Regions from separate parts of the Homo sapiens genome. Here regions 2, 3, 4, 5, 6 and 7 are each linked to region 1. The links are chromatin loops, found by intact Hi-C in ENCODE. Cell type or tissue: dorsolateral prefrontal cortex. All regions are shown on one strand.

Region 1 (4,000 bases):
CACCCGGTTGGGGGCGGGTACAGCCCGTTCGGCCCCTCCCCATCCCGTGCTCGCGAACGAAGGGGGTGGGGGGGCTTCAAACTCGCGCCCGGCGCAGCCCGGGACCGCACGTGCGCCGGGGCCGCGAGCGAGACCCGGGCGCGCCGGCTGCGGATCCCCCGCCGGCTGGGAGGGGGCGCCTGTGCGGCGGGGGCGGGGGCGCGGCCTGGACCCGCCCGGAGCCCGGGGCTGGGGGGTCTGAGGGCCGCCCCCGGAGCGCGTCCGCGCTAGAAGGGGGGACGAGGCGGGACCGATGAGGGGGAGCAAGAACGCAAACGGGAAACTTTGCGCTGGGTGGGGGGGGCGGGCTGCGGCTAAGGTGCGGTGGAGAGGGAGGGAGGCGGCGAGGGGCGGCGGGGAGCGAGCCAGCCAGCAGCGCTGGGGGCGCGTCTGCCGCGGGGTGAGCGGGGAGGAGCCGCCAGGCTGGGGCGTGGAGGGGGGGCTTCGCCGAGGCTGCGGGCGCGGCAGGTGGGGGCGCGGCCCGGCCTCAGCGGCGCCCTCGTCCCCCCCGGGACCGCCCCCAGCTCCGCCGGGTGGACTAGCGGGGAGGGCAAGGAGAGCGGGGAAGGGACGGGAGCGGAGGGGGCTGGTGGGGGGCCGGGGGGTCACTCACCGCCTATCCAGGGGCCGTCGGTCCGCATGTCCCCCCGCAAGCCGCTAGGGCCGCTGCTCCCACTCCTCTGCCGCCGCCGCCTCCACCTGGTCCCGCTCCCGCCACCGCCACCCGAGCTGGAGCCGGAGCCGGAGCCGGAGCCGGAGCCCGAGCCCGAGCCGGAGCCGAAGCTGGAGCCGCCGCCTCTGCCGCCGCCACCGCTCCCGCCGCTCCCGCGCCAGCTCCAGCCGCGCGCTCCCCTCGCGCTCGCGCCCGCGCCCCTGCCCCTGCCGTGCGCGCCCCCGGCGGCGCCCCTCCCCTCGTGCACTCTCGCTCGTAGAGCCGCGGAGCCGCTGAGGCCCAGACAGGCCACAACCCAACGCCAAGTCGAAACCGACCGGAACCTCAATATTGAACCCGAACCCCAATAATGAACATAGACAGACCAAACTCTGATACTACATCCAGATCCTTCTAGTGGCTCCCAGCCCTAGCATGAACCTAATACCACTCTAGGACCCCATTTCCTCCCCATACAGATCTGAACCTGATACTGAGCCCACACCTTGCCCTAAACCCAATATTGAGTCCAAAGCCCTTAATCTGCCCCCAAATTAGCACAAGTAGTAATTTTGTTGTGAACCTCTATACTGATCCCAAATACCAATTCTGACTCTAAATCTCTTTATTACTTCTACTTGCCCTAACCTTGATAGTGACGCTAGCACCAACGCTGGACCTTAAATGGAACCCTGTACTAATGCTCAGCCCCCAGTCCCTAAATGAACCCTAAAGTCCAAAAGCTACCTTGCTATGGACCCCAGTTATCTCTCTTCTGAACCCCAAGCCTTACATAAAACTCCAGTACTGCTCTCCCATTCCCAGATCAACACCAATGCACTCTGAATTCGATTCTCAATTCCAGAGTTGGGATTGGGTCACCATAAAAGGACCCCCAAACACAGATACTGACCTGAAACCCCACCCAAACTTGAGACCATTTAGGACCCTAAACCAACCCAGCTTTAATAATAATCTTGGAACCCAAGATAAGACTGGCTTTGCAGAAACTCCACACAAAGCCCCTTCATCCTCATGTTCACCCTCCACTTCTCTGACCTAGTGTCAACCCCAAGCAGAGACTGACTAATACCCCAATATTATACCAATTCCAGCTGTGAACCTTACATTGGCCTCGGAATTAAAGACATGATAATGCCCTCTAAATGTAATTTAAATGTCAGTACTGAGTTTCTGACTTCTCATACCAAACTCAAATAATGACCCTAGAAATTTCTGGGTGAAACCAATAACCTACCTGAAGATTTATTCCAAGACCTACTGATCAGAGGGATTTGATGAGCTTCAATCCAAGCGCCCCTGCCTCCAGACCCCGCCCCCACGCAATCCGTGTTAAAACCACTTAAGAGTCAGCCAAAGCCACACCAGCTCTTTCCTATCTACCCCACCCCTCCTCCCCCCGCCGCTTGCTAGGCTTCACCATGAAGGATGGGGGACCTACCCCCACTGCCCTGGGTCAGGTAACTGAGCAGAAAAAGAGATGAGGTTTCTCCTCTGTGGGGTTTCTTCTGTGGGGTCTTTCTGATAACCCTGTAAGTTTGGAGTCAGGTGAGAAATAAAATTTGGAGATCGTTGAGGTGCCTGGATTCAGGGATCACGTGGTAATGTGCAGGGCATGGTTGCTGTGGTGTTCAGGGATCTGGGCTGAGGAATCAGGTTCTGGTAACCACCTGATTCACTGCCTGTTTTTGTCCTGAACTTGAATTCACAAACAGTGCGTGTGCGCCCCCTGGCGTATGAGGAGGGGATGGGACTGGCTCCAGTGATTCTGGACAATTTGGTTTGGATGACAAACGGATCAAAAATGAATATTTCCAGTGAGTGGTTTTTCACCATTGGTAATTTTGGTGCACCACGGGGGAGGTATTGCAAATTTTATGCATCTTTAAGCATTTTTGCCTTTTTTTCCAGAACTTTGAGGATTTAGAGATTCCCTCTCGGCCCCCAAATTTTAAAAGTATACTTTTCAGCCAATTATTCCTGCCCATTGCTGAGTTATTAAAACAGTTCTTTTCCTTGGCTTCATTGGCCCACCCTCTCCTCACTGGCTACTGTCTCTGATTCCTTTACCACCTCGTCTTCTGCTCTTCCGGGACTCTGTCCTAGGCCTCCTCTTTTCTCCTGCTCTGCCCCTTTTCTCTGGATCATCTTGACCACTACCAACCATATGCTGATGACTTCCAAGTCTCTATCTCCAGTCTGGGCCGCTCCTGTGAGCTCCAGATCCATATAACTAAGAGCCTCCTCTGTCCCGCCCACCCCAGATCTGCTTACCTTCAATACTGCCCGTCTCAGGCAGTGGCATCTTCAGCAATTTAATCACTGACATGCAGAGACCTTCCCTCCTGCACCACTGTCCAATCAGTCATCAGTCCTGCAAATTTTGAAAAACAGAGACTAGAGACCATATGGCTCCATGAGGGACACATGCAGAGAGTTTCTGGCTTTTGGGTTTCAGTCCACACACGCACAAAGCCAAACTGGTCCTAACTTCTCTTGCATGCAGTTATAATATAATGCCCCTTAAGACTTGCTCTACTGGCCAGGCATGGTGGCTTACGCCTACAATCCCAGCACTTTGGGGGGCTGAGGCGGGCAGATCACCCGAGGTCAGGAGTTCGAGACCAGCCTGGCCAACATGGTGAAACCCCATCTCTACTAAAAGAAAAAAAAAATACAAAAATTAGCCAGGTGTGCACCTGTAATTCCAGCTACTTGGGAGGCTGGGGCAGGAGAATTGCTTGAACCTGGAAGGCAGAGGTTGCAGTGGAGATTGCTCCACTGCACTCCAGCCTGGGCCACAGAGCAAGACTCTGTTTTAAAAAATAAAATAAAATAAAAGACTTGCTCTACCTTTAGTGTGTTTTGGCACCTCAGAGCCAACTGTACCTGTTTGGAACCATTGTTTCCTCCAGGAAGCCATCCTGGCTGTCACCACTGTTTGTATCTGTGCCTATCTCCCTGACCTGTGGACAGCAGTTCCTTGCAGGCAGGAGAAATGAGTCCACCTTGTTCCCTGTCATATCCCAGTGGCCAGCACAGGGTCCTCACACACAATAGATACTTGATACATATTTGTTAAAGAATGAAGATTGACTTTCCTATCTGTGCTCAAGGAACCATCAGACATAAATGACTAAGTGAGGGAACAGCTCCCTGACCAAGTCTTAGAGCTCATCCAGCCCCAGTCTTCTGTAGCCCTGGCATGCACTAGAAGAGGGGCTCGTGGTGTTCGCTAGCCTGTGTGCCTGCTAGCCTGGGCCTTGGTAGTCCTGAAGCTCTGGCAGC
Region 2 (4,000 bases), 520 kb before region 1:
TATGCCAGGAGACAGTAACTGTACTCCAAGATGTACAGTATTTCTCAACTTAACCGGACATCCTGAATCACCCCAGGCATGAATCCAATTCTGTTGGGAGAGTTACTGGCTATGCATTCTTTTCCTACTTAAGTCACCTTAGTCTACTCCAAAAGATACACATTATTTGAAACTGAAAAGCTAAAATGGATAAATTATTATATATTCATGCAATGGAATAGTATACCACAATGGAAATGAACATGCTACTATACATAACAGCACAGATAAACCTTATAGATTGAAAACAATACATAGGCCGGGTACGGCGGCTCACGCTGGTAATTCCAACCCTTTGGGAGGCCAAGGTGGGTGGATTTTCTGAGTCCAGGAGTTAAAGACCAGCCTGGACCACCTGGTGAAACCCCATCCCTACAAACAATACAAAAATTAGCCAGGCATGGTGGCACATGCCTGTAGTCCCAGCTATTCAGGAGGCTGAGCTCAGAGGATTGCTTGACCCTGGGAAGCAGAGGTTGCAGTGAACTGAGATCGTGCTACTGCACTCCAGCCTGGGTGACAGAGTGAGACCTTCTCTCAAAAAGAAAAGAATATATACTGTATAATTCTAACTATATGAAATTCAAAAACAGGCAAAACTCTATGTGGTTAGAAGTTAAGCTAGTGGTCACCTTGGGGAGGGCAGAGGGCTGGGATTGGGAGGTAGCACAAGAGAGGCATCTTTACTGGATGGTTATTATTATGAACTAAATGTTGTGTGCCCCCCAAATTCATGCACTGAGTCCCTAATCCCAAATGTGGTGGGATTAGGAGACGGGGTCGTTGGGAAGAAATTAGGTTTAGATGCGGTGATGAGGGTAGGGTCCTCATGATGGGATTAGTGCCCTTATAAGAAGAGACCAGAGAGCTTGCTCATGCTCTCTCTACACTGTGAAGACACAGTGAGAAGGCAGTCATCTACAAGCCAGGAAGAGAGCCCTCACCAGAACCCAACCCCGCCAGCACCTTGATCTTGGACTTCCCAGGCTCCAGAATTGTGAGAAATAAATGTCTGTTGTTTAAGCCACCCAGTCTGTGGCATTTTGCTATAGCAGCCCCAGCAGACTAAGACAGTTATGTTTACACAAATGTGTTCAAGTTGTGGTGACGCATTAAGCTATATGCTTATGATTAATGCATTTTTCTGCACGAATGATTTACTCCAATAAAAAGCTTATTAAACCCAATGCACTGTGTACACACATAAAAACAAAGAAAACTAATCATTATCAAACTAAATCAACTTTGCAACACCTCTAATTTGTAGATAAATCTTACTGTGTTCAAAAATTAAGCAAATTACACTGTGGCCAGTCAAACACACAGAAAATTTCACCAAGAGAAACTTAGGTTAATAATAAAACAATTTATTTATGTACTTAGGAGATCCCATCCAAACATAAAGAATATTTTCTAAAGCCCCAAATATTCATTTGTAACCAACTAGCTTAAAACCCAGTCATATCAAAGAAAGTCTCCAGCTCAAAACACAAAAAGAGTGCAGTACCTTCTCCAAAGAAGAAAAACACACATTTTAAGACAAAAATACTCACCATTAAGCAGAAACCTCTGACTCATCTGTTCTTATCTTCCTTCCCATAAAGCCCTTTTATTTCCCCACTCTGACAAAAGCGTCCTTTTAGCTCACTGTGGGGAGGAAGTCTCACAGTCTTCGGTCTGCTCTGAGTGAATGAAGGGGATCAGTGGAATCAGTATTTCCCAGCTTAACTGGACATCCTGAATCACCCCAGGCACGAATCCAGTTCTGTTGGGAGAGTTACTGGCTATGCGTTCTTTTCCTACTTAAGTCACCTTAGTCTACTCCAAAAGAATCGGAAAGTTCCTACCTCCAAGCTTTGGTTTTCTCACATTTTTTCATCTCTCTGGGCCATTGCCATTAGCTACTCCCACATTTTGCCTCTGTAACCGTTTCCTTGACTTCTGCATGGTGAAGTTAGGAGAAGCTACACAGCCCCCAACACATACGTGCGTGCACGTGCACACACACACACACACACACACACACACACACACACATACACACACAATGTTCTCTTATGGGCCCACTCTCCAAACACTCTGGATGCCAATCTTCCCTTTTCTGGATTCAGCCCACCTTTATTGGCCACATCCAGTAAATAATACTATGTAAATTCACAAAGTGTCCACTAGAGGACACTACAATCCTACTTCTAATGCCAATGTGTTGCAGTATGGCGTCTGTAGACTCCTAAGGGATTCTTCCTCTTCCCTATCTAAGCTACCCATGTGTTTCTATCTAATTATTCCTTGTACCAGGCACCTAAGAAGGAAATAGGTGATATGAACAAGGAAGGAAGTAGCACCCCGACTCGTGCCCTCATTCTCAAATCCTTGGTCCCAGGGCAGGATGCTCTCACGATCTAAGCATTCTTTCCCTCAAGATGGATGTGACTGATGGCAGATGGGCTACTAGTGATGTTGATGTCACTGTGCCGGGTCCCCAGCAATGCTCCAGGGGAAGCCAAGAGTTGAACTGGGCCTCAGATCATCAACCAAACCTCAAGCATTTATCAACCATGGCAGCCCCATCTCATGACCAGGCTGGAGCCTGTCTGGACCTGGTTCTTCTGGTTCCCACCATCTGTCCTCCTCCTCCCTCCCTACCACACCACCCTTTACCCCAGGACCAGTGCTTACGGTTCTCTCTCCTCAAAGTCATCAGATCAAAATTCATGACCAACCTCTCATTAGCCCACTCAGAGGAATGGGTGGCTCAATGCTATGAGTACAATTGCTCCATCTTAGGAAAACAAAAATGGGCAACCCTTTGCAAAGAAAACATTTCTATGACCAAAGCTTACTGACTAATACAACATTACTTCTTCTTGTACATTTTAAAATAAAAACAAGCATATCTAAACATAATATTTTCTAATCACAGGAGGCAACAACAACAAAGTAAGCATAAATACTTTCAAGGACATGTCTGTAGCCTAGTACAGAGAATGCTTTTTTTTTTTTTTTTTTTTTTGAGACTGAGTCTTGCTCTGTTGTCTAGGCTGGAGTGCAGTGGCACGATCTCGCTCGGCTCACTGCAGCCTCCGCCTCCCTGGTTCAAGCGATTCTCCTGCCTCAGCCTCCTGAGTAGCTGGGATTACAGGTGCACACCATCACACCTAGCTAATTTTTGTATTTTTAGTAGAGACCAGGTTTCACCATATTGCCCAGGCTGGTCTTGAACTCCTGACCTCAAGTGATGCAGCTGCCTCTCGGCCTCCCAATGTGCTGGGATTACAGGCGTGAGCCACTGTACCCAGCTAAGAATGCATATTTTTAAGCCAGACTGCCTCAGATCAGATTCTAGATTTGCTATTTACTAGCCACATGGACTTGAACCAGTTACTTAACCTCTGCACATCCATTTCCTGAGCTGTTAAAATGAAGAACATATAGTATCTACTTCATAGGATTGTTGTGAAGATTAGATGAGTGTGTGTGTGTGTGTGTGTGTGTGTGTGAGTGTGTGTGTAGTGCTTAGGTTGGGCGTGGCAGACCATGCCTGTAATTGCAGTACTTTGGGAGGCCAAGGAAGAGGACTGCTTGAGCCCAGGAGTTCACGACTAGCCTAGGCAACTCCAGCAGACCCCGTCTCTACAAATAAAATTTTAAAAAATTAGCCAGGCGTAGTGGCATGCACCTGTAGTCCCAGCTACTTGCAAGGCTGAGGCAGGAGAATCACTTGAGTCCAGGAGGTCAAGGCTGCAGTGAGCCGTGATTGCCCCCACAACACTCCAGCCTGGGGGACAGAATAATGAGACTCTGTCTCAAAAAAAAAAAAAAAGTGCTTAGAACTGGCCTGGTACTAGTAAGTACCCAATGAATGTATGATAGCTATTATTATTATTATTATTATTATTATTATTATTATCCTTTACCAAATCTTGTGGATGAATTCTTCATACACAGGCTGACATCTGTT
Region 3 (4,000 bases), 120 kb before region 1:
ACCCACCCTCCTCACTGAGGGTCCAGCAGTTCCGTACCCCCTATCTGGGGCCCAAAGGTATGGCGGTTCAGCTCCAAGACTCTCTTTGAGAGTTGGAGAGCTCAGAAAGGAGAAAAGCGCCTCCAATCCACCAGAAATCTAGTTACAGGCCTGGGAGCAGAACACGGAGCACAACTGTGTAAGGTAGGAGAGAAGGCAAATCCAGTTACCCGTATCTCCTAGGCTTCCTATCAAAAATAAGGCGTGTTTCTAAACAGGCGCTTTTCATGAACCTGGCAGAAACTTTGCATGGCAGGTATACTGTTCTCCCTGTTTTACATACCAGGAAATTTGCCCACAGCCCACTCTTAAGTGCACCTTCCACTGCTCTATACTGCTTACATACTCATCTCCACCTGGACTAAGTCCTCTGCAAGGGCAGCTCCAAGTGTGGAGAAACCCGAAGTTTATTTAATTTTGAAGACCCTCTTAAAAAGAAAAATGAATCCAAAATATCTTACTTTTGCACATTTTATAAAAACATACAATCATGTGAATACAATGTTGGGGCCCTTCCCCGGGCCTTCAAAGGGGCCCTAATGGGCTTCATCAGCCTCTGCCCCTATTCATCTTTGTATGCCTAGAACAATGCATGGCACAGAGTAGGCAATCGGTAACTGTTGAAAAACTGATTTCCTCACCCTCACCTCAATTGTTCATCCCTTCTTCAACCCTAGGATTCCCTTCCCCCAAATCTGTTCCCTGGGGAAAGCTCCCGTTTCATGACACCTTCCCTCCCAATCAGTAACAAAGCCTAGAGATTCAAGAACACCGGCTCCGAAGTCAAAACTCTGAATACAGATCCGGTCTCTGCCGTTTATTAGCTATGTGACCTTGGCTGTGTGAGCTGACTTGAGTCTCAGTTTCTCCACCTGTAAAATGGGGATCCCAACCCCCTGCCCTGCAGGGTCGCTGTGATTAGCTCAGATGATGCAAGCGAAGCACTAAGCACTAGGCCCGGTACTTACCCACTCAATAAAGCTAGCTGTTGCTAACAACCCCCTCGGACTCCCGCACCCTTCCCTCGCAGCCGCTCCCGCGAGCATCACTCCAAAGGCAGCGCACCCTGCTCCCCACCGTCCCCGAACCTCACCGCGCACAGGTTCGGCCCCTCCCGGCCCCGCCGCCTTGGCGAGTGAAGCTCGGCCGCAGGAAGAAGAAAATAAGGCCCAGATGACCCGCCCCCCTCTCCCGAGGTCCATTGGCCTTGAAGATTGGAAAGGACCAATCTCAGAACCCATTCTGGAAGCTCCTTCTCCTATTGGCCGAGAAACATGCCGATCACTCACCGCTGGAAGACCCACCCCCACCGCCCCTCCCCCACCAAAACTCACGGTCACTGCTACAGCGGCAATGATCCTCGAGAATTCCAAAACCCTATAGTTCTCACCTACAGCCCAAAGCCCCGCCAGGGCTTAGGCTCAGCTCCTGCTGTCGCCACTGGCCGATCCTACTGCTTTTCCAGCAGGCGAAGGCCGAAACTCCGCCTCCTCTAAAGTCGGCATCTGCGCAGCCGTACAGAGTCAACCAATTCAAGGGTGGCTGCAAGCCATACACCAGCCAATGAGCACGCGCCGCAGCCACCTCCCAGTCCCGACCTCAGTGTGCTCAGCCTATGAGCGCCGGCTCGGGCTGTTGCCGGGAGGAAACGCTGTACCACTAGGGACCGCGGCCAGTGAGCCTCTAGCTGGATCGCGAAGCTGGCCAATCATAGGCGGGCTCCTGGTCACCCATAACTAATCAGGGTTGAAAGAAGCTAGTACCTGGAAGTGGGCCGGTCCGGTAGATGGGTAAGGGCGGTGAGGTTACTATAGGATGTCGCTAACGAAAGGATAGGCCAAAGTTTTCTTGGGATGAGTATCCTCTTTGCCTAACGTGGAAATGTGTCGGGGCCCTTAGGGGCAGCTTCCGAGCTCAGGGAGTGCTGAAAAGATGACCGTCTTGTCCCGGTTTGTCCTGGGTGTCTCGGTTTTCAAAACAAAATCCCGTGGCCTTGGAAACCCCTCATTCGCTGTCAAGCCTGAACAGGGAAGGGAAGCTGCCCTGAGGGTCATTAGGACAGACCATGAGGGAGGCTCTCCTTAGGGTCATTAAAAAGCAATTCCTGGCCGGGCGTGGTCCCTCACGCCTGTAATCCCAGCACTTTGGGAGGCCGAGGCGGGCGGGTCACCTGAAGTCGGCAGTTTGAGACCGCCTGACCAACATGGAGAAACCCCGTCTCTACTCAAAAAAAAAATACAAAATTAGCCGGGCGTGGTGTTGCATGCCTGTAGTCCCAGCTACTCCGGAGGTTGAGGCAGGAGAATCGCTTGAACCCGGGAGGCGGAGGTTGCGGTGGGCCGAGATCGCGCCATTGCACTCCAACCTGGGCAACAAGAGTGAAACTCCGTCTAAAAAAAAAAAAAAAAAAAAAAAAGCAGTTCCTCAGTGAGCGGGGATTTGGGGGATCATTAGGAGCAGCTCTTGGGGCGGAGAGGGGGGCATCCTGGGAATCAGAAGAGGCACTTCTGGAGGGCGAGGGGGCTTCCTAGAAGTCATTAGGAGCGGTTCCTGAGGGGTAGTGAGTCGCCTTAAGGAATTCCCAGATTGTCAAGGGTAGTGGGGAAGGTCAAGTAGGAAAGTAAAATACCCACAACCAGAGTCATAAAAAAATATACAGAATTACCATGGATGAATAATGGGGTAGTGCCCTGGAAAGAGCTATATGGAGTCAGGCCTGTGTTCAAAACTAGTAACTTCTCTGAGCCTGGGAGTTCACATCAATAAAATGGAAAAAATAATGCCTTGCAAATTTTGTAAAGATGAGAGTTAATGAATGTTGGCAAAAAGAACATATTTCATAGAATGCTATGGACCAATCATGATTTATGCCTCAGGCTGGGTACATGCCTACTGAAAAAAAAATCTTTAAAAAAAATAGTTTCAAAAACAGAAATGACTGTTTCAAAAAGAATGGCCGTTGGCTACGCAGCCACAAGTCTTTCACAATAGGGGTTTTTGCCCTTACCCAGTAAGGTAATCGACAGTATTAGATAATAGATTATACTGAGTGGCTCACAAAAGTGCCGAGTCTGAAGAATCCAACTTGCAGGACACATAAAGAAAACCCAAATCCTGCGGTAGAATTCATCCACCACTGTCTTTCCTGCTGCCACTAAGCACAAGATACTGCAGGTTGCTTCACAGACTCCACTGTCCTGGACATGGATACAGTCGCTAGTTACTGTTACTGTGTTCCATAAACTGGATTTTGCTGTATTTCCTGGTGCTGCCAGATGATTTCCAAGGGCCCTCTACTGTGTATCACTAGCTTCCAATTGGTATGTGCATGTGATAGGTGGAGCCTAAATCAAGTTCTCGTGATATGCTCCCATTTTTCTGACCAGTTTTCCTGTTTCCTTTTTAAGCTCACCTTTCCCTTTGCACACTTTTTGTTTGTTTGCTTGCTTTTTTGTTTTTTTGTTTTTGAGACGGAGTTTCGTTCTTGTTGCCCAGGCACGATCTCGGCTCACTGCCACCTCCGCCTCCCAGGTTCAAATGATTCTCCTGCCTCAGCCTCCTGAGTAGCTGGGATTACAGGCGCCCGCCACCACACCCGGCTAATTTTTTTTGTATTTTTAGTAGAGACAGGGTTTCATCATGTTGGCCAGGCTGGTCTCAAACTCCTGACCTCAAGTGATCCACCCGCCTTGGCCTCCCAAAGTGCAGGGATGACAGGCGTGAGCCACCGTGCCCAGCCCCTTTGCACGCTTTAAATGTCGATATTCTAAGCAAAACTAACCTATAGCAATAAAAGTCAATGTTCTGGTTACTTTTAGGTAGGGGACAGGGAATGATGGGAAAGGGTGGCACAAAGAATGCTCTGGGGTGTTAGGAATTTTTTTTTTTTTTTTTTGAGATGGAGTTTTGCTCTTGTTGCCCAGACTGAAGTGCAGTAGTGTGATCTCGGCTCACTGCAACC
Region 4 (4,000 bases), 72 kb before region 1:
TGGTCCGGGACTGGATGCTGGGGCTGAGTGGGCCAGAGCCTTTGCTGGTCCATGCGCGGACCTTGATGTCGTAAGTGGTGTCTGGCTTGAGGCCAGTAAGGGTAAAGCGGGTGTCTGTCGTGATGTTCTGCAGCTCCTGTTGGCTGTTGATGTCTCGGAACACCACGGTGTAGCTGATGATGCGCCCGTTCCTCTCCGCCAGCACTGGCGGGTCCCAGGCCAGTTCTGTGGTAGACGTGGTCAGTCCTGTCACATGCAGGTTTTGGGGGAAGCCGCTGGGCAGGTCCTCGGGGGTCCTGATCTCCTTCTCGAACTCCTCACCCAAGCCAGCCCGGTTCTTGGCAGCAAGCCGGAAGATGTAGGTGGTCCCCTTGTGCAGGCCGGTGACTGTGAAGTGCTGGTCATCCTTGCCGAAATCTATGGTGTTGGGCCGCGCCTCGTCGGCCCGGCAGTACTGCAGCCGGTAGCCCAGCAGCTCGCCAGGCAGTTCCTTGGGTGGGTGCCACTGGAGCAGCGCAGTGTTCATGGCCGTGGTGCTGATCATCATGGTGGGCCGGCCTGGGACTGAAGGACCACGGGCTGGGCTCTGGCGCTGCCCTCCTGCTGCCCCACCCTCAGGTCCGTCCTGACCCCTCACTCACCTGCACCTGTTGTAGTGACAATTTTGGGCTTGCTGCGGGCACCATCCCCCTTGGTGGTATAGGCAGCAACAGTAACGGAGTAGGTGGTCTCCGGGGTCAGGCCGCTGATAGTGGTTTCCTGAGGGAGGAGGAGGGGTTCGTTCCCATCACAAGAATGCAGGGAGAGGCCAGACCTTGTCAGGGACCTCAGGACCCTAGCCTGAGGGGAGCCCCGGGGCACACAAGGCCAGGGGTTGTGGAAGGTGGGGCTATACAATGGTGGCCTCTGCTGGAGAGGAAGCAGGCAGGTAGGATGCAGGCCTGGGAGGACCCCGCCCATCCCAGGAGCCGCACGCCTGGGGCAGACAGCTCATTATTCTTTTCAGACAAGAACAAAGGGCCAGACTGTTTCCCTCACTCCACTGTGCTGTGAACGGAGACTGAGGATATCAACAGGGCACAGCCTCGCACGCACCCAGCACCTTGCGTGGCTCTTGGCAGCCACACGCACACAGCCTACAGCTCCTGCATAAGCAGGCGTAAGGCTGCCTGTGGACACCAGTGCATGCATGCACAGACAGAGCAAGGTGGCAGGATGGGCTAAGGTGCCATCCTATAGGACCCAGTCAGGACTCCGCTGCCCCCATATAGGCCACTAACTCTGTGAATGTCTATACCCTGCAATACCTCTTGAGAAAGGCAGGGGAGGGGCTAGGAGAATAAGAAAACCTCCACACCTGGGGAACTGGCTTCCACATCTGTTCTCAGTGATGCCTGAGACAGCAGCCAGGGCAATGTCCTCCCCGCTTGGCAGACCCTGCCCATATACCCATCTGCAGCAAAGGCATCATCTCTGGACATGCGGAGAAACACCATGGGAGGTCAAGCCACACCACACAGAGAGAAGAGTGGGAAGCAGGGCAGGGACCACCGTGCAGTGGGAACAGAGCCGTCATCAACCCTGGTATCCCTCCAGCTCTGGCCTTGAGTGGGGCCCCTGCAGCTGCCACCACCCCCTCATGGACCCCTCCTGCCACAGCTGGAGGGTCTCCCAGGGCTGGGGCTCCAGAATGCACCAATGCCAGAATCCGACTCTCCAGACAGCCCTCCCAGCCTGGGCCCTAAAGCAGGTGATTTTTCACTCCAGGGATCAATAAGGCCTAACGATCAGGATTGGATTTAACTCCATCCCTGTCTGGCCGGGGCAGGGGCCAGGCCCTGGTCGATCATGAACACTGGCCTCAAATTGCTGCTCGACAGGCAAGAAGTAAGGATTAGAGGAAATGCCAATCGCTGCTCAGCTCAGTGCTTGTGTCTAAACGCCAATTTTCTCCTGATGTGGCTAGAGCCCTGTGGATCTTGGCAGTGCAGGCTAGCAGGAAAGGAGGGAGAGGAGGAGCGTCCCACGAGCCCAGCTTGACCCATGTCTTGTCCGCGTTCGCACACCTGTTACTTACATAGTCCTCGGACTCCTCTGGCCGCCACTGACCGCGGGAGAGGGAGAGAAAGGGAGACAGGATGGTGAAGGACTCTGACCTGGAGAGGGCCTGGCCTGGAAGGGACCTTGCCCAGGGAGGACAGAGGGAGGGCTTTTGGGCCTCAAAGTACCCATGGGGGTAGCACCCCAGAACAACTCCCGGTTCAAAGATTTGAATCCCTGCCTCACTGAGCACCAACTGGGTGTGCCAGGGCTGAGGAGGGTAGGGAGACAGGGAGGGCAGGCAGCCTGCAGGGAGAGGACCCGCTGACAGAAGGCCCTAAGAACACAAAGCAGCTACAGATGCTCTGACAATTTTGGGCTTGCTGGGAGGGAGAGGCTGCCAGACAAGAAGGGTGGGTTCAACAGCTCAGGCCAAGGGAAAGGAAGACACTGAGGGGTGAATGGGGTGCCCATATGCCCTGGTTTGCCTCGGACAGTCCTGGCCTGTGCTTGTTGCCATGGAATTGACTATTCAGTGTCTCCTTCCACCCGCCAAAGCATCCCAGATGTGATCATACATTACACAATCACCCCAGGCATGAGAAGTGTCCCACAACAGTAAGAGTTGGGGGTGAACAGGGCACATGGCCAGGGTGGGCCCAAGGGCAAGCCAGTCAGCAAGACTATGAAGGCTGTGAGTGCCAAGCTCAGAGCCTGGGCTGTAGCCCACAGGCACGGGAAATCACCTATACCCGTTCCTTCCTCGGGGTGTCTGAGGATTAAGGTAGGAAGGAATGTTTCGGGGCTGGCAGTGTTGCGGGCCTTTGGTGCATGTAGATATTCTAGATGGACAGGTGGAGGGACTGTGAGGTCTCCATTCTGAGGCCCCATGAAACATCACAGGGAGATGGTCCAGGATGTCTCCAAGCCGGAAGTACCTGGGGTCCTCCAGCCCAAGCACCCCCACAGTGCCGGTCTGGCCTCTGTCCACTGGCCTCCATGCTGGGTGGCCTAAGTTCCTCCTGTCCTGGGACACTCTGTTGGAAAGTCCTTGCAAGAAGCATGGAACAGAATATGAGAGGAGACTCTGGACAGGTCCTTAGTGCATGGCCACTTTATAGGGTGTGGCTGGGCCCACGTCCCTTCCAGTCTCCTTGCCTGCGGGGAGACCTGGGCTGTCCCAACCAAGCCTTGGCGTGGAGGTTCTCACATCACATGGACCCTGTCCTGCGCTAGAGGCAGAGCAAGAAAGAAGGGAAGGACGGAGGATGAAACCAAATGGAGATGAAGGAAAGGGGTCAGAGGAATGGCAGGGGGAGGAGGGAAGGAAGGAGGAGAGAGAAGAGAAAGAGCAAGACAAAAACAGAGACTCCAAGAAGGAGAGAGAAATGCAGGCCACGAGAGGGGAAAAAGGGAGGCAGGGAGATGGAATCTGACGTAAAAGGAGACAGGTCTGGCTCCACACTTCCAGGCTGGGGGTGGGAACCTGCACCACATAGTTCCTTCAGGCATGATGGGGGATGAGCTGAGGGGATGGTGCTGTTGCGTGAAGGACAGAATGTGCCGCCCTTGACAGAAGCACAGGGACAGCTGGGCCCTGTGGCCACGCTCGGGACCAGGCCCCACTGCTCTCCCACTGGCGAGGAACAGAATGACCCAGTCCTGAGAGGGCTACGGAGCAGGCCTCCATCTTCAGTGTCCTCCGGGAGCCCAGACTCGAGTTACCGCCCCCATGATGGGATGTCTGAGACTAAATGGGCAGCGTCCCTGAGCCTCTGGCCCAGCTCCCTTCCGAACCTCTTGGGACCAGAAGGGGGCACTTGAAGTGGCTTCTCTGGAACCCCACTGGCCACAGCTGTGGCCACTGGCCCCCTCAGAGAGGAGGGGCTAGGGGAACCCATTCCTGGGATGTTTCTGGGTAGGTGTGTTCACTGAGGCTCCACAAGGAGCCCTCAACCTG
Region 5 (4,000 bases), 76 kb after region 1:
AACTTGTGATAACTTAGTGTCATGCCTGTGTTGCAAGGTGGGATAAGACATAGTCAAAGGTGAATAAAGCAAATAATTTTCATGGACATTGCACTCCTTATATATTTATTTGAGCATATTATGTGAAGGTGGAAGGTGTTGTAAGGGAATTAAGGGGAAAGTGAGTCACCTATGTCTAGTTTATGTATAATCTTTACTGCCCTAAGGCATGTCCAAGGAAAAAAGGGGTGGACAATCGGGAGTTGGACACATTTTGTTTCTGACGCAGAGCTCAGCAGCTGTCAACATCATAAATAGAATTTGCATACTCGGAGATCAACAGTGAGGTGGTAATAAAGGAATTACTTCCTCTAGATGTTACTCTTTGTTGTCAATTTTGGATTGCAAACACACTAAAGTTGGGACTGATTACAATGTTAAGCTTAGTGAGGTCTTGATTGGACGAGAAACACGTTCCAAGACAAGGCAAAGGTCCTAGTGTAAAACCAGCTGCAAAAGAGCATGAAATCAGGTGATCAGTGTCAGCTGGCAGCAGTCTGTTCTTGGAGGCAGAGCTGAAGAAACAGAACCTGCCAAGAATTTGGGTTCACCACGGGATCAGGCTGGATCCCTGGTGTCTGAGCTGGCCTCATTTGAGATGGAGTTGAGTGTTGACAGAACAATCAGTGGGAGCTGGGTGTTCCTAATGTTGCACTTTAAGCTTCTCTGTCAAAGTTAGCACAGACGATAGATCAAGATGACGTTTACTCATGAATTGTTGGGATATAAATTTATATTTTTCAAAGGAAATTTAAGATATCAACAACTTAAATATGTTCCTATTTTTGACCATGTAATTCTACCCATAAGAACCTGCCCAATCAGTTGGGTTATTGTAGATGAAAGTAAAATCATTCAAATTATCTCAAGAAACATTAAGAGGCTATACAGAGACAGAAACCCAGGAAAGTCTAAGCATCCCAGCCTTAAGTGCACAGACCTGGGGGCAGCTATGGGTTTGGGCACCCTTGGGATGACATGGGTTTCTCAGGGTGCTACCTCTATTCACAGGACTTGGTTCCCCTCCTTTCCGCTCTAGCTTTTCTTTACCATAGGACTGTCTTATTTCGTTTCTACAGCCCAGTCACCTTCTGGCAACACCACCTGTTGACTCTCAGCATTTCCTTGTTTGAACTCTTGATTGGTTAAATTACCTTTCCAAACGACGCAAGTAAGAGGTTTTTGGCCAGTCTATGGATTGGCTGCCCTGGGATCAGATGACCTCCCTGGTCCAATCAGCTGAGGCTAAGGCTAAAAAGGGACAGCTCACCCATAGCTGCTCCAATGGGGCGGTTTCCCTTGCAAAAGACTAGCGGCGTGAACGGGCAAACACTGTGATGGACATCTCTAGAAAAAGACTCGGAAAAGAGTCAGAGATAGGGACTAAGAAGTGCCTGAAAGTGCGCTTGCAGCGCGCGTGCACACACACGATATCCAACCACAAAGTACAATAATGACTTGCTGCTTAGGTGTGCGACAATGAGCAGCGAAGGCACTGACTTTGAAGGCTATTGGAAAACACGAGGAAATGCTCACAAAATAATATTCCATGAAAAAGAGCTATAAAACAGCATATACCGAATGATCAGAATTTCCAAAGAAAAAAATTGCATATTTTAAAATTTGGACGGGAAAGCCAACAGGCTAGTGGTGTGATAACTGGCGGTATAAAAGTGCTTCTTTATTTGGTCATACAGCTTTCAAATGTTGCTTAACGAACAGATAGCATTTTTATAATCAGAGGAAAGACTCAGTATTAAAGTGCGCGTCCCATCATTGCAACCGGGCCCTCGGGCAGCCAGCTCTCTCTTGCTTCGCGTCCGGCTCTCAGGCCCTGGAGCTCGGCCTCCCTACCTTCTCCAGGCGCGGGTCCTGCTCCTTTTCCGGCCGCCCTCGCTCCGCCCCTTCGCCTCTCCCCGTGATCCCTCTCTCGCTAACCGTAGGCGCTTTTCGTGAAGGCCCGGGTTTTTACAGCACTTCGCTTTTCTAACCACGAACAGTGCTCGTTCGTTCGCAGGGCCAGCAAGGAGAGCCCCGCCCCCGCCCGCCGCCCGCCGCCCGCCGCCCGCCGCCTTTGGATCCCGCGGACTCCGCCCGGCCCGGCCTCCCCAGGCATGGCGCCGCTGCGCTTCTCCGCCAATCTGTCCTGGCTATTCCCCGAGCTCTCCGGCCTCCCCGCGCGGGTGCGGGCCGCGGGCAGCTCGGGCTTCGAGGCCGTCGAGGTGGCCTGGCCGTACGCGGAGACGCCTGAGGCGCTGGCGCGCGCCGCGCGAGAAGCGGGGCTGCGGCTTGTACTGATCAACACGCCCCCGGGTGCGTCGCGGGCCGGGAGGGCTGGGAGGGCTGGGGGGTGCCGGGGCGCGGGCAGGGGAGTGTCCGAGCCGGGGGCTGAGGCCCGTTCTCTCTGCAGGAGACCAAGAGAAGGGGGAAATGGGGCTGGGGGCCGTCCCCGGGAGACAGGCGGCCTTCCGAGAGGGACTGGAGCAGGCCGTGCGGTATGCCAAAGCCCTGGGCTGTCCCAGGTACCCCGCTCCACCCCACCCCCACCCCTGTGACCCATGACCCTGATGCAGGTTCAGGGAGTCGAGGACGCCAGATCTGAGACGCTCAGAAGTCTGAGCCCACTGGTTTATCTCTGCCTCTGCGGTCCTGGTCCTTTGTAAATTGCCTTTTGTATTTTATCTGTCTTATGCCACTCTGTTTGCCACTCTTTCATGCTCACCCCATGCTGGGATCCCATGCTGGGAGCTCAGTCTGCCTAGGCAGATAGGAGAGTAAATATATACAGTGATGCATTTGAGGACAGGCCTATTCCAGGAAGCTGTGGGAGCAGGGTAGGCACCTAACCCTGTCTGGATCAGAGAAAGCTGCTTACAGGTAGTGATGCTTGGACTGTCTTCAAGGAGTGGGCATTGCTTGATGGGCAGGAAGTTGAGTGTTCCTTGCAAGGGTGCTGTGGCAAGAGGAGGCCTGGTGTATTTGGCAGCGTTCCTGAGGCTGGACATGTATGTAGCCTGTTGGGATGGGGAGGCCTGGAATGTCTGCTTGGAGCTGGATGTGGCTAAGATCAGGGGATGATGGGAGGAGGTGGACGGCTCAAAGTGGGGCTGATTCAAATGTCAAATCCTGCAGAGGCCAAACAGGCTCAGAAGGAACTGGCAAGAGGGGATCACTACTGGTCAATGGTGGGGGCAGAAAACAGATGGGAAAAGGCTAAGTAGATGCGAGGAGAGGAAGTAGAGACAGCAGCATGGAATACCTGAGAAGGGCAAGCAAAGGTCAGGACAATTTTTAAAGGTGAGAATTTAGCAGGTTACAGGTTGCGGAGAAGGACCGAGGGAAGGAAAGGTTTTGGAAAGTACTGGAGGCAGGAGGCGGTGGGTGGACACTGAGATGTCTGGGAAAGGGCTTGCCCCTCAGCCATCACTGAAGTGTCTCTGAAAGTGCTGGGATACCTGGGCATCGTGACCCAGGTGCCATGGACTGGAGACCTGGGGAGACGGACGAGGGCTGGCACAGTCAGGGAATCCTGGAAGAGGTGCAGAGAGAGCCAAGGGAGGCAAGGCCTCCAGTCCATCTTCCCCACAGGATCCACCTGATGGCTGGCCGAGTACCCCAGGGAGCTGATCGAATAGCAGTCAAGGCTGAGATGGAGGCCGTTTTTCTGGAGAACCTGAGGCATGCAGCTGGGGTTTTGGCTCAGGTGAGAAAGGTGGAAACACACACGTACTTACATGTCTCTGTGGGTGTGCGGAGAAGGGGGTGCACAGTGGGGACAGCACGTGAGGCTGCCAGCCTAGGTCAGAGGAACAGGTGAGGGCCTTGACCAGTGACTGACTGATGGGGGACAAACTTGGGAAGGAGCTCTATTCACAGCACCCGACATGCTGCTAGGAGGACCTCGTGGGACTGCTGGAGCCCATCAACACCCGCATCACTGACCCCCAGTACTTCCTGGACA
Region 6 (4,000 bases), 410 kb before region 1:
TGCCTGAGGGATCTCGCCCTCGACCCTCTCCATCTCTCATGGTACTCTCATTCACCCCCGGCTGCAGCTCCTGCCTCTGTGCTGACAGCTGTCACATCAATCCAGCCCAGACCTCCCTCGGCAGCTCTAGACCAGCAGATCCCACTGCCTCCTGACAACCCCTCTGGATGTCCCACAGTTCCTCAGACTTAGCATCCTTTCCAAATCCATGCCCCCATCTCATTTCCAAAAAAGAAAAATCATAGAGGCCTCCCCAATACAAATGCATAGGACATGGGAAACAAGGTTTGAAAGGATATCCAGAAAAGCTTAGGGATAGCCCTGGCCTTTTGGAGGTGACTTGGGGGTGGTATGAGAGGCCAGAGTCAGCAGTAACTTCTCCTTTCTTCCCCACGAAGGTGTGGACTTCTTAGCTTCCTGTCCTTTTCGTACCATTTGCCAAATTGAATTTAAATAATTATTACTGTAATTGCTTACTTATTGTCTGTCTCTCCTGGTTGAAGCTTCTCAAGGGCAGGGATCATGTCTGTTTCACTTCTGTATCCTTGGCATCTGTCATATAATCAGTATCTGACATATAATAGGTGCTTAATAAATATTTGTTTGAATTAATGAATATCCTTGTTCATCACCCAAGATGCAGATCCTGCTGGGGCCCTTATCTTTTCCTGCCTCCTTATCCACATGGAGCTCTGTGCTTTGCTCACCGGAGCCAGCACCCCACCGCACCCTCTACCAACCCTCGGTTTTTTTCAGATGCCCTCATGCCCTGGGCTGCTTCATGGAATGTGGATAGTGAGTTAACCATGCTGGCCTGTCTGCAAGCAGAGGCATGTGTATATCTGACAAGGCACCCTCAAGACAATTCCCTGGATGGTAAGACACTGATCAATGACAGTGGGGTGGGGCAATGGGTGCTTCTCTGTGTCTTTACCCACTAAGCGGGGGCCACAAAGATGCCAGAGGTCACAGAGACAGGGCTTTCTCCACAGAAGCCTCTGTAGTCTCTTTCCCCAGAGGTAAGCCCAGGCCCAAGTGAGCAGCCTGCCAGGACTAGTGACTGCACCCTTGCTGCCCGCCCTGCCCCTGCCTGTGTTCCATGCCTCCCATCCCGGAGCTGCTGGGTGGGGGCCGAAGATCCAGGCCAGGTCTGTGATTGCTGAGTCAGCCTGAGGTGTGTGAGTGCGATCAGCAAGGCATGATCTCCATCCAGCCTCTTCTTCCCAACCCCCTGCTGCCCAGGAAAGGATCTGACAAGCCACAGAAGTAAATAAATAACTTAGAAATAATAAATAGGGGCCAGCTCCCATGAGTGAGTACAGGCCAGTTCCAGCACAGGCACTTTCAACCAAGCAACTGCAATATGTGTCCTTCAAATGCTGTCCCTACAGGGCCTGGGCGGGGGCTGATGCCTCAGCCACTGTAGTGTTCATCAGAGGAGGGGTCCCAGGTTCGAGGCCTGGCCAGTGCCAGAGTCTGTGAGAAGTGGGTCCGAAGGGCTCCATAGCTGAGGTCTCTGGTGTCTTTTAGGCTGGGATCCGCAGGGTGAGGGCTCTGGGGCTGCTAGTCAGTTGTCCCTTCACCTGTTCGGGGATGATATCCATCACCCACCGGCAGGGGCCTCTCAGCTTTGAGGCCTTCGTCCCTGGCTGAGGCCGCTGGCTAGTGGGACTCTGCGGGAGGGTCCCAGGCAGGAAGAGCCACCGGTAAGGGTCCAGTCTGCAAAGCCCTGGAGCGAGCCCTCAGCCCAGGCAGCCGCAGGCGGTGGCGGAGAGGCGGTCCACGGTTCTCCAGGTGCTGTTGACGTCCATGAAGGAGACCGCTTCGTAGCGCGTGGGTCGGCAGCAGGGCTGGCTGACGGGCCGGGAGCCCGGGGGCGGTCGCAGGGCCCCGGCGCCCAGTAGGCTGGCCAGGCTGAGGTCGTGTGGAGAGCGCGCGCGGCGGCAGGAGCCGCTGCAGAAGCGGAAACGCACCAGCTCGTCGGAGCGGTGGCCCAGGCCGAGCGCGCGCACCGGCACCAGCTGCGAGCGCAGGCGGCAGCCCCGCGCCCCCGCTGCCCGAGCGCGGCTGCCCGGGCCCCCAGCCCGCGCCGCGCGGCCCCCGCGGGGAAGAGCAGATGGGGGTGCAGGCGGCGGGGGCGCGGGCCGAGAAGGCTGCGGCGGCGGCCGCCGGGCTCTTCCACTGCACCAGCGGGCCGTGCGTCCCCCTGGAATGAGACCCAGTCACGCGCGGTGTCCCGGGCCAGCCCCGCCCCGCCCCCTCGCCCTCTCACCTACCCGGCAGGTGGCCGGCGGGGGACGCCAGGACAGGCGGGGGGCCTTCGCGGGGGGCAGGGCTGCGGGGCGCGGAGCCCAGGGAGGCCTCTGCGACGCTGCTCAGCAGAGCCAGAGCGGCCAGGGTGGGCCACAGGGCAGGCTGCGCGGAGAGACCAAGTGGAGCCTCAGGGAGAAAGAGGGCACCCAGGTGGGCTTGGGGAGGAAGGACCTCAAGGAGGGGCTGTCCTCGGGCTGAGATCAGGCCGGGCATGGGCTCCTAGCTGTGTGGAGGGGAAACTCAGGAAGGGCCTAGGTTCCAGTATAATGGGTTTGCTGCCTCTGGGAGCCCAGGGGAGGAATCACCTGAGTGCACCGACCATTCAGAGAAGTCCCGCTCCTCCTCCCATTCACCTGGTCCCTCCCTGACCATTTTCCCTCCCACACCTAACCGCTGCCCAAGCCAAGCCCTGCTCTCCCTCACCAGTCAAGCCGCCTTTCCTCAGTACCAGGTAGGAGTCACTGGGAGAACCACTCACCTGCTGCCTAGGCCAGGGGCAGTGGGACAGCGTGGAGAGGCCTCCAAGTCCAAGTTCCATCTCTATCAACACCAGGAGCGCCCATCAGCCATTGTTGAGCTGTTCCCCCACCCTCCTGTTGAGGCAGCTTGCAAATTAAGAGATGAGTTATCTTTTGTGGGGGACCGGCCTGCCACCCCAGTTTCTCCAGGTGAGGAACAAGGGGCCTACACAGCTAGACTCAACCCAGCAGAAGTAGCTGCACTGGGAACCTTACTATGTGTTAGGTGCTTTGCAGCTATTCTTTCACAACTCCATGAGGTAAATGGTTTAATCCCCTTTTTCCAGATGAGCAAACAAGGCTCAGAGAAGCTCAGAGGTTGTCTAAGGTTACAAGGTCACACAGCTGGAGGGGAGAGAGGGGTCCTCTTTTCCCAGAACCTTCCTGCTCTGCGTTGTAGGTCTGGAGATGCCAGAAGTGGCTGGAAGGAGTTATAGCTGGACACACTTGGTCCTACAGAGGCCTTCACCCCAGGCTGCCGGAGAGGAAGCTGAGGGCTGGAGAAGAATTAGGGTGCTAGCTGGTCACTCTAAGAGTTATCTAATGATAGTGAGCCCCAAGCCTCAGCCTGTGCTGCCCACCCAGAGCTGCTTCACCTCGCCCCTCTGTGAACTGTGTTCTGGACCCAGAGCCACCTGAGTTCTCTCCTCTGACTATAGGTGTCCCTCGATGACCACAGAGCCGGGGGATGGTGGGAGCTAATGGGCCCTCTGAAAACATGGGGCCTGGGTCATGGCTTCCTGTGGCCACAAGGGGGCAGAGTCTGCCAAGCCTGCAGATTCCAAGCAGGGTGGGCTTTTCCATCCCCTCAGCTACACTCAGGCCTGAGCCACTCCCAGGAGGGCCAGCTAGGCTTCCATACCAGCCTGGTCTCTGAGAGCTGAGCCACCCTGGGAGCTGGTCTAGGTCTGTCCCCCTCCCAGCCTCCTATGGATCTGGCAGCCTAGTCATGCTCCTAGAAGTTTCCCCCTTGAGCCATCGTTCCTGATCCCAGCCAGCCTTCCTGAGCTCCCACTGCTAGCACTCCCAAACACCCTTTTGGGGCCCTAGAGCCTTCGTAAGTCCTCATTAGCCAGCCTCCTCTTGGGTCCCAGCTACCACCCTCATCCCCATCCTTTAGCACACAGAATGCCTGCACACCTGTGGAACAGACCCCCAGGCCTTCCCGG
Region 7 (4,000 bases), 180 kb before region 1:
CCTACCATCTTGGAATTCTAGAGACCATATCACAGTTATCATTGTCATGTGTGTGCTTTATTCCCTCAAGTATATTATAGGCCCATTAGAGCAAGTTTCTTATCTTAAATGGTTTTGAGTTTCCCCTCAGTCAATGCCTTGCATAAAATATGTACTCAAGAGGCGTTCCATTGATTGATACAAAGTCTGTTAGTCTCTGAGAACATGAATGTCTTGTTTCATCGTTAACATTTTATTTTTATTAAACCATGGTTAGACAGTTAGACACGCGAAATGGAGAGATTCACCACTTAATATCTCAAAATATCCTTAAGAATCTCTAATCATAGGAGGAGCTGTATTGCCTTAAGAGATTATTTGAAAGTATCATTTGGCTATAAATTTCTGTGCCAGCTTCCTTTTAATCCTCTGTTGACTTGAAAGTACACCAAACATTTCAGTGATCATCTCTACAAGATAATTCTGCCTTAGAAACAACCTAATTTGTCATGGGGACTATCTTACTTTTAGTAACCTAATAAGAGTTTTTTCCTACCTTAATGTCCAGCTATCTATAATTCACAGTACATCCACTGAAAAGTTTGAGTATTTTACTTTCTGAGGTAATAGCCGCCTTCACTGGTCCTTCCCTCAATTAATTACATTCAGTTATCAGGTTTCACTCCTTCCTCATACGTGAAGGAAACATAAATGAGGCTTACTGAGGAATCATAAAAATGGACATTGTTGTAAAAAGGAATCCAAAATGTTCATGGGACACTCTCCTAACCAAACCTGCCCTCCTCACTAAGATATTTTCTCTTGCAAGCAAAAGCACCGAGGACACAACGGGGGAAAGTGCCAGAAGGAAAGGAAGCAAGAGAGGCGTACTTTGCCGATCAAACTGACCCCAGTTCTGGCCCCCGCTAGAGCAGTAAGCAATGACAACCGCTACCCAAACGCTGCCGATTCCCGCTCAGGCGCTCCCTGGACTTTTCTTTCCTTTTCCCACAGCAGGGCCCGAATGACGGTGTCCGTGCTCTGCGCCAAGGTGCGCAGCGCTGCGGGGTTTCACACGGAGATGATCTCAGACCTCCTGGCCTGCGTCCGGCCGGCCTTTCCCCCAGGCTCGGCGGCCCCCACCCAGGAGAGGTCATCCAGGTACTGGGCCCCCAGCCCGAAGGACGACTGGGCCGTGCCCCGACCCCGCCTTCCCGGGCACTAGCGCGCGGGCTCCGCGCCCCGCCCAGCCCGGGACCCGCGGCCGGCGGGGGAGGGGCGGGGCGGAGCGGCGACCGTTATTCGCGGTCAGCCATCGCGCCCCGAAGCGCACTGGGCAGGCCCTTACCACAGCGGAGAGGGAGGCAGGGGGGAGGTGGCGCCCGGCCCGACGCGGGGCAGGAAGGCGGAGGCAGCGGCGTAGGCGGCGGCGACAGCCGCGGGGGACCCCGGCGGGAGCCCACAACGCGCTGGGCTGCATGGGCGCCGCCATAGTGGGGACGCAGCGGCGGGCGGAGCGCGCGGCCGCGACCCGGTCGGGCGCCTGCGACCAATGGGCTCGCGGAAGCCGGGCGGAGCGAGGGCCTGGCCAATGCGGAGCTGCGCTGCCCCGAGCAGCCCAATAGACGCAGGAGCCGCGGATTTGCCGTCCCGCCCACCCCGCCTACCACGAGAGCAGTGCTGCGGCGAGTGCGGGGCGAGAGGTTCGCGCTGGTGGAGCACCCCAGCTTGCAGGTTCAGCGTGGGTGTCTCTCCCGGGCACATCGAGCTGTCTAGAGGAACCCTCTTCCCCTGGCTTCACGGCCCAGAGGACGCACGGCTCTCTCCCCTCGAGAGCGTGTTTCGTCGCCCGCGCGGGGAACGCAAAGTGCTAGGGTAGTCACGGCCACTTCACGCCGAGGGACATCTCATCTCGCCCTCCAGGTCGTGAGCGCACCCATTCCGCTCACTGAGGCCGAAAGCTTCGGACCTCCGTGGGCCCTGGTGGGTAAGGGGGCACGGGGGTGAGCGTTAAGAGACTCGTAGAACATTTTTAGTCCGCGCGTGGCACAAGGCCTCCAAGCCCCACGTACACTTTGCAGCCCTCCCACTCCTTTTTCATTCCTGCGGCTGAGCCCTGGTGTTATCCGCCTGGGGCGGAATTTAAAACTTAATTCCTCAACAAAGTCGGGGTGGTCTTTAAACTGCAACCTTGGATCCAAAGGCCCTACCTTACAAAGGGAAGGCAGTTTGCCCTACAAAAAGGCTTCTGGGAGGAGCTGCCTAAGGCAGGAAGGGACTGGCAGGCCGGGAGGTGCCGCTTTTGGCTGGGGCCAGTTCTCTTGAGGTCGACCCGACTGCATAGGCAGCCAGTAGGGGAGAGAACGGGCCGGTCTGTGTGATTTGGATCACCTGAGTTGCAGTTTCCTAAGAGTTATTAGGTTGACCAAAAAAAAAAAGTGCAGTTTCTGGAAAACTGGTCAGCTGTTGAGTAAAAACTGCTGGGATTAAACCCAGCGCCCACCCCTGGAGGCAGTGGGGTCATCGAGAAAGGTAGGGATCCTGTGTAAAAAGGCTGGTGAAGTGTTCCTCTCTTCCAAAGATGTATGGATTAGTGTTCTCTCACCAATCCACTAAGGCCTGGTTCTGCCCAGCCTCCCTTGCTACATCCCCTGGGAATCCCCAAGTGGAGTGTGGGCAAAGAAAAAAAAAGGCCAACTTCCCTCCCTGGGCCCCAGGAGGGAGCTGACATAGAAAAGATCACCTCCTGCACCTCCCTTTCTCCACAATGAGATACCAAGTAGCAACCACCTCTCAACCCCCAGGGACACAAGGAAGCATCCAGAGCAGCTGAACTGACCTAAGCCTCTCCTGCACCTGGACAGGGCCATGCCACAGGAAGTGCCTGGCTGTTTAAGGGCCAGCCGGTGCAGCTCCGGGGCACCCAAGTCCTGCACCTATTCATTGCCCCCCTCCCTGCTCTGTGGTTCCCCATCCTTGTCCACTTTGACCTCAGGGATCTACCAGCCAAAGGAGATTGGGTCTTCCTCCAGGGAAGCTTCTCACCAACTAGACAGCTCGGAGAGCAATCTGAGGATCCCACTGGAGGTTGAGTCCCTTGCTTTTCAAGCACCTAAAATGCACCCATCCTTCCCACTGGTTCCACAATTTGTATAGAGCACAGATGCTGGCATGAACTTAGGCCAGTTCAACAAAGATGTATCAAATGGGGCAGCAGTGAGAGATACTCTGTTGAGAGGACTCATTGGTCTGGTGCTTCCTCTGTTACCTCATCTTGCCCGTCTCTAAGGCAGAGCAAGCACAACAAAGAGGTGCTCAGAGCCAGAAGTGTCCCTGCTCCCATGACCCACCATACTTGGCCTAATACAGAGCTTGACAAGCAAAGGACCCACTCTCTGGAACTTCCTAGGGAATGCCTTACTGATTTGTCTTAAAATACACAGCCCCGCTCCAGAGCCTATGACTCTAGATACACCCCCCAGCCTGACGTGGGCCACGTGGGCTCCTTGGGGCAGACAGCCAATCCTCTGCTCAACACATTTTATTGCTAAGGACAAGGTGATGCACCAGTTTTCAAAATAATTTGGTTTATAGTGTTCATACGTAACAAAAAAGGGGAAGTATTATAAATCTGATTCTTGTATACACAGGGTATTGGTGTGAAGCCCTCCAATCCTGGGCCCAGGCAAACAAATTCTTGAGGAGCAAAAACCTGTTTAACCCCTTCAGTATTGCCCTCTAGTCCCACCCCCCACCCCAAAATCAGCTCCCTCCCACCTACAGTGGGCCTCCAATGGCCCCAGTTTTTTCATCCTAACCCTCCCAGCCCCTGCATGATTGCAATTTTCTGTTGACAGAATCACCCACCAGGCTCTGCCTGCTTCCATCATTAAAATCCCCGATTCAGGGTAATCCCCACCCACACCCTGTAATACTTTGCCACAGGGGCTCTGCACCTAGAGTGTTGTGGGCACACACCCATGTTATCCCCATGTTCTCCTTTAGGGGAAGACAAAGAGGT

The links. Hi-C counts contacts between places; a loop is a spot of excess contacts. Peaks named below come from ENCODE experiments on the same cell type or tissue, not always from the same donor. Only the 100,000 strongest peaks of a DNase experiment are listed, where the experiment ranks them.
Region 2: a loop joins it to region 1, with 2.9 times the contacts of the local background. A loop is called at or near these places in 56 of 110 quality-filtered maps.
Region 3: it touches region 1 in a loop (6-fold over the local background); 83 of 110 quality-filtered maps call a loop at or near these places.
Region 4: a loop joins it to region 1, with 8 times the contacts of the local background. A loop is called at or near these places in 8 of 110 quality-filtered maps.
Region 5: a loop joins it to region 1, with 2.1 times the contacts of the local background. A loop is called at or near these places in 9 of 110 quality-filtered maps.
Region 6: a loop joins it to region 1, with 10 times the contacts of the local background. A loop is called at or near these places in 67 of 110 quality-filtered maps.
Region 7: a loop joins it to region 1, with 3 times the contacts of the local background. A loop is called at or near these places in 22 of 110 quality-filtered maps.

What each region holds. Positions count from the first base shown.
Region 1 is chr1:43,527,743-43,531,742 of GRCh38, reverse strand. PTPRF (protein tyrosine phosphatase receptor type F) reads right to left here and starts at 860. Exons shown (of 34, transcript NM_002840.5): 1 at 653-860. RefSeq lists an enhancer at 1-14 and a silencer at 80-149. In dorsolateral prefrontal cortex, CTCF peaks have their summits at 2,251 and 2,450 (motif pointing left); DNase peaks (open chromatin) are centred at 922 and 2,432; H3K4me3 peaks cover 1,447 bases; H3K27ac peaks cover 2,170 bases.
Region 2 is chr1:44,046,079-44,050,078 of GRCh38, reverse strand. All of the region lies in intron 2 of LOC124904169 (a long non-coding RNA gene), which reads left to right. It also overlaps a transcript of KLF17 not described here. Among named protein-coding and RNA genes, the nearest start is that of SLC6A9, 17 kb to the right of the region's middle. In dorsolateral prefrontal cortex, a CTCF peak has its summit at 2,210 (motif pointing right); no DNase peak of the experiment used is centred here; H3K27ac peaks cover 1,514 bases.
Region 3 is chr1:43,647,682-43,651,681 of GRCh38, reverse strand. KDM4A (lysine demethylase 4A) reads right to left here and starts at 1,533. Exons shown (of 22, transcript NM_014663.3): 1 at 1,430-1,533. RefSeq lists a silencer at 1,647-1,766. In dorsolateral prefrontal cortex, a CTCF peak has its summit at 1,696; DNase peaks (open chromatin) are centred at 1,291, 1,661 and 2,111; H3K4me3 peaks cover 2,426 bases; H3K27ac peaks cover 2,296 bases.
Region 4 is chr1:43,600,175-43,604,174 of GRCh38, reverse strand. It overlaps PTPRF (protein tyrosine phosphatase receptor type F), which reads right to left. Exons shown (of 34, transcript NM_002840.5): 14 at 2,078-2,104; 15 at 642-759; 16 at 1-564. Among named protein-coding and RNA genes, the nearest start is that of KDM4A, 48 kb to the left of the region's middle. In dorsolateral prefrontal cortex, no CTCF peak of the experiment used is centred here; no DNase peak of the experiment used is centred here.
Region 5 is chr1:43,451,947-43,455,946 of GRCh38, reverse strand. SZT2 (SZT2 subunit of KICSTOR complex) reads right to left here. Exons shown (of 72, transcript NM_001365999.1): 72 at 1,700-4,000. It overlaps HYI (hydroxypyruvate isomerase (putative)), which reads left to right and starts at 2,016. Exons shown (of 8, transcript NM_001190880.3): 1 at 2,016-2,352; 2 at 2,450-2,561; 3 at 3,628-3,742; 4 at 3,934-4,000. The coding sequence starts at 2,154. HYI-AS1 (HYI antisense RNA 1) reads right to left here and starts at 2,020. Exons shown (of 2, transcript NR_174945.1): 1 at 1,894-2,020. RefSeq lists silencers at 1,980-2,279, 2,390-2,449 and an enhancer at 3,240-4,000. In dorsolateral prefrontal cortex, no CTCF peak of the experiment used is centred here; DNase peaks (open chromatin) are centred at 1,306, 1,946, 2,326 and 3,036; H3K4me3 peaks cover 2,174 bases; H3K27ac peaks cover 2,504 bases.
Region 6 is chr1:43,934,508-43,938,507 of GRCh38, reverse strand. ARTN (artemin) reads right to left here. Exons shown (of 5, transcript NM_057091.3): 3 at 2,792-2,918; 4 at 2,277-2,415; 5 at 1,268-2,206. The coding sequence starts at 2,851. The coding sequence ends at 1,743. It overlaps LINC02918 (long intergenic non-protein coding RNA 2918), which reads left to right. Exons shown (of 2, transcript XR_947283.2): 2 at 1-612. Among named protein-coding and RNA genes, the nearest start is that of ARTN, 2.7 kb to the right of the region's middle. RefSeq lists silencers at 1,683-1,872, 1,993-2,042 and enhancers at 1,987-2,581, 2,582-3,176. In dorsolateral prefrontal cortex, CTCF peaks have their summits at 1,683 and 3,586 (motif pointing right); a DNase peak (open chromatin) is centred at 3,577; H3K4me3 peaks cover 1,513 bases; H3K27ac peaks cover 2,447 bases.
Region 7 is chr1:43,705,021-43,709,020 of GRCh38, reverse strand. It overlaps KDM4A (lysine demethylase 4A), which reads right to left. Exons shown (of 22, transcript NM_014663.3): 22 at 3,503-4,000. ST3GAL3 (ST3 beta-galactoside alpha-2,3-sialyltransferase 3) reads right to left here and starts at 1,485. Exons shown (of 12, transcript NM_006279.5): 1 at 1,328-1,485. It overlaps KDM4A-AS1 (KDM4A antisense RNA 1), which reads left to right and starts at 1,680. Exons shown (of 5, transcript NR_033827.1): 1 at 1,680-1,962. RefSeq lists silencers at 1,018-1,067, 1,098-1,597 and enhancers at 1,728-1,807, 1,533-2,050. In dorsolateral prefrontal cortex, CTCF peaks have their summits at 1,317 and 1,585; DNase peaks (open chromatin) are centred at 1,059 and 1,610; H3K4me3 peaks cover 2,598 bases; H3K27ac peaks cover 1,987 bases.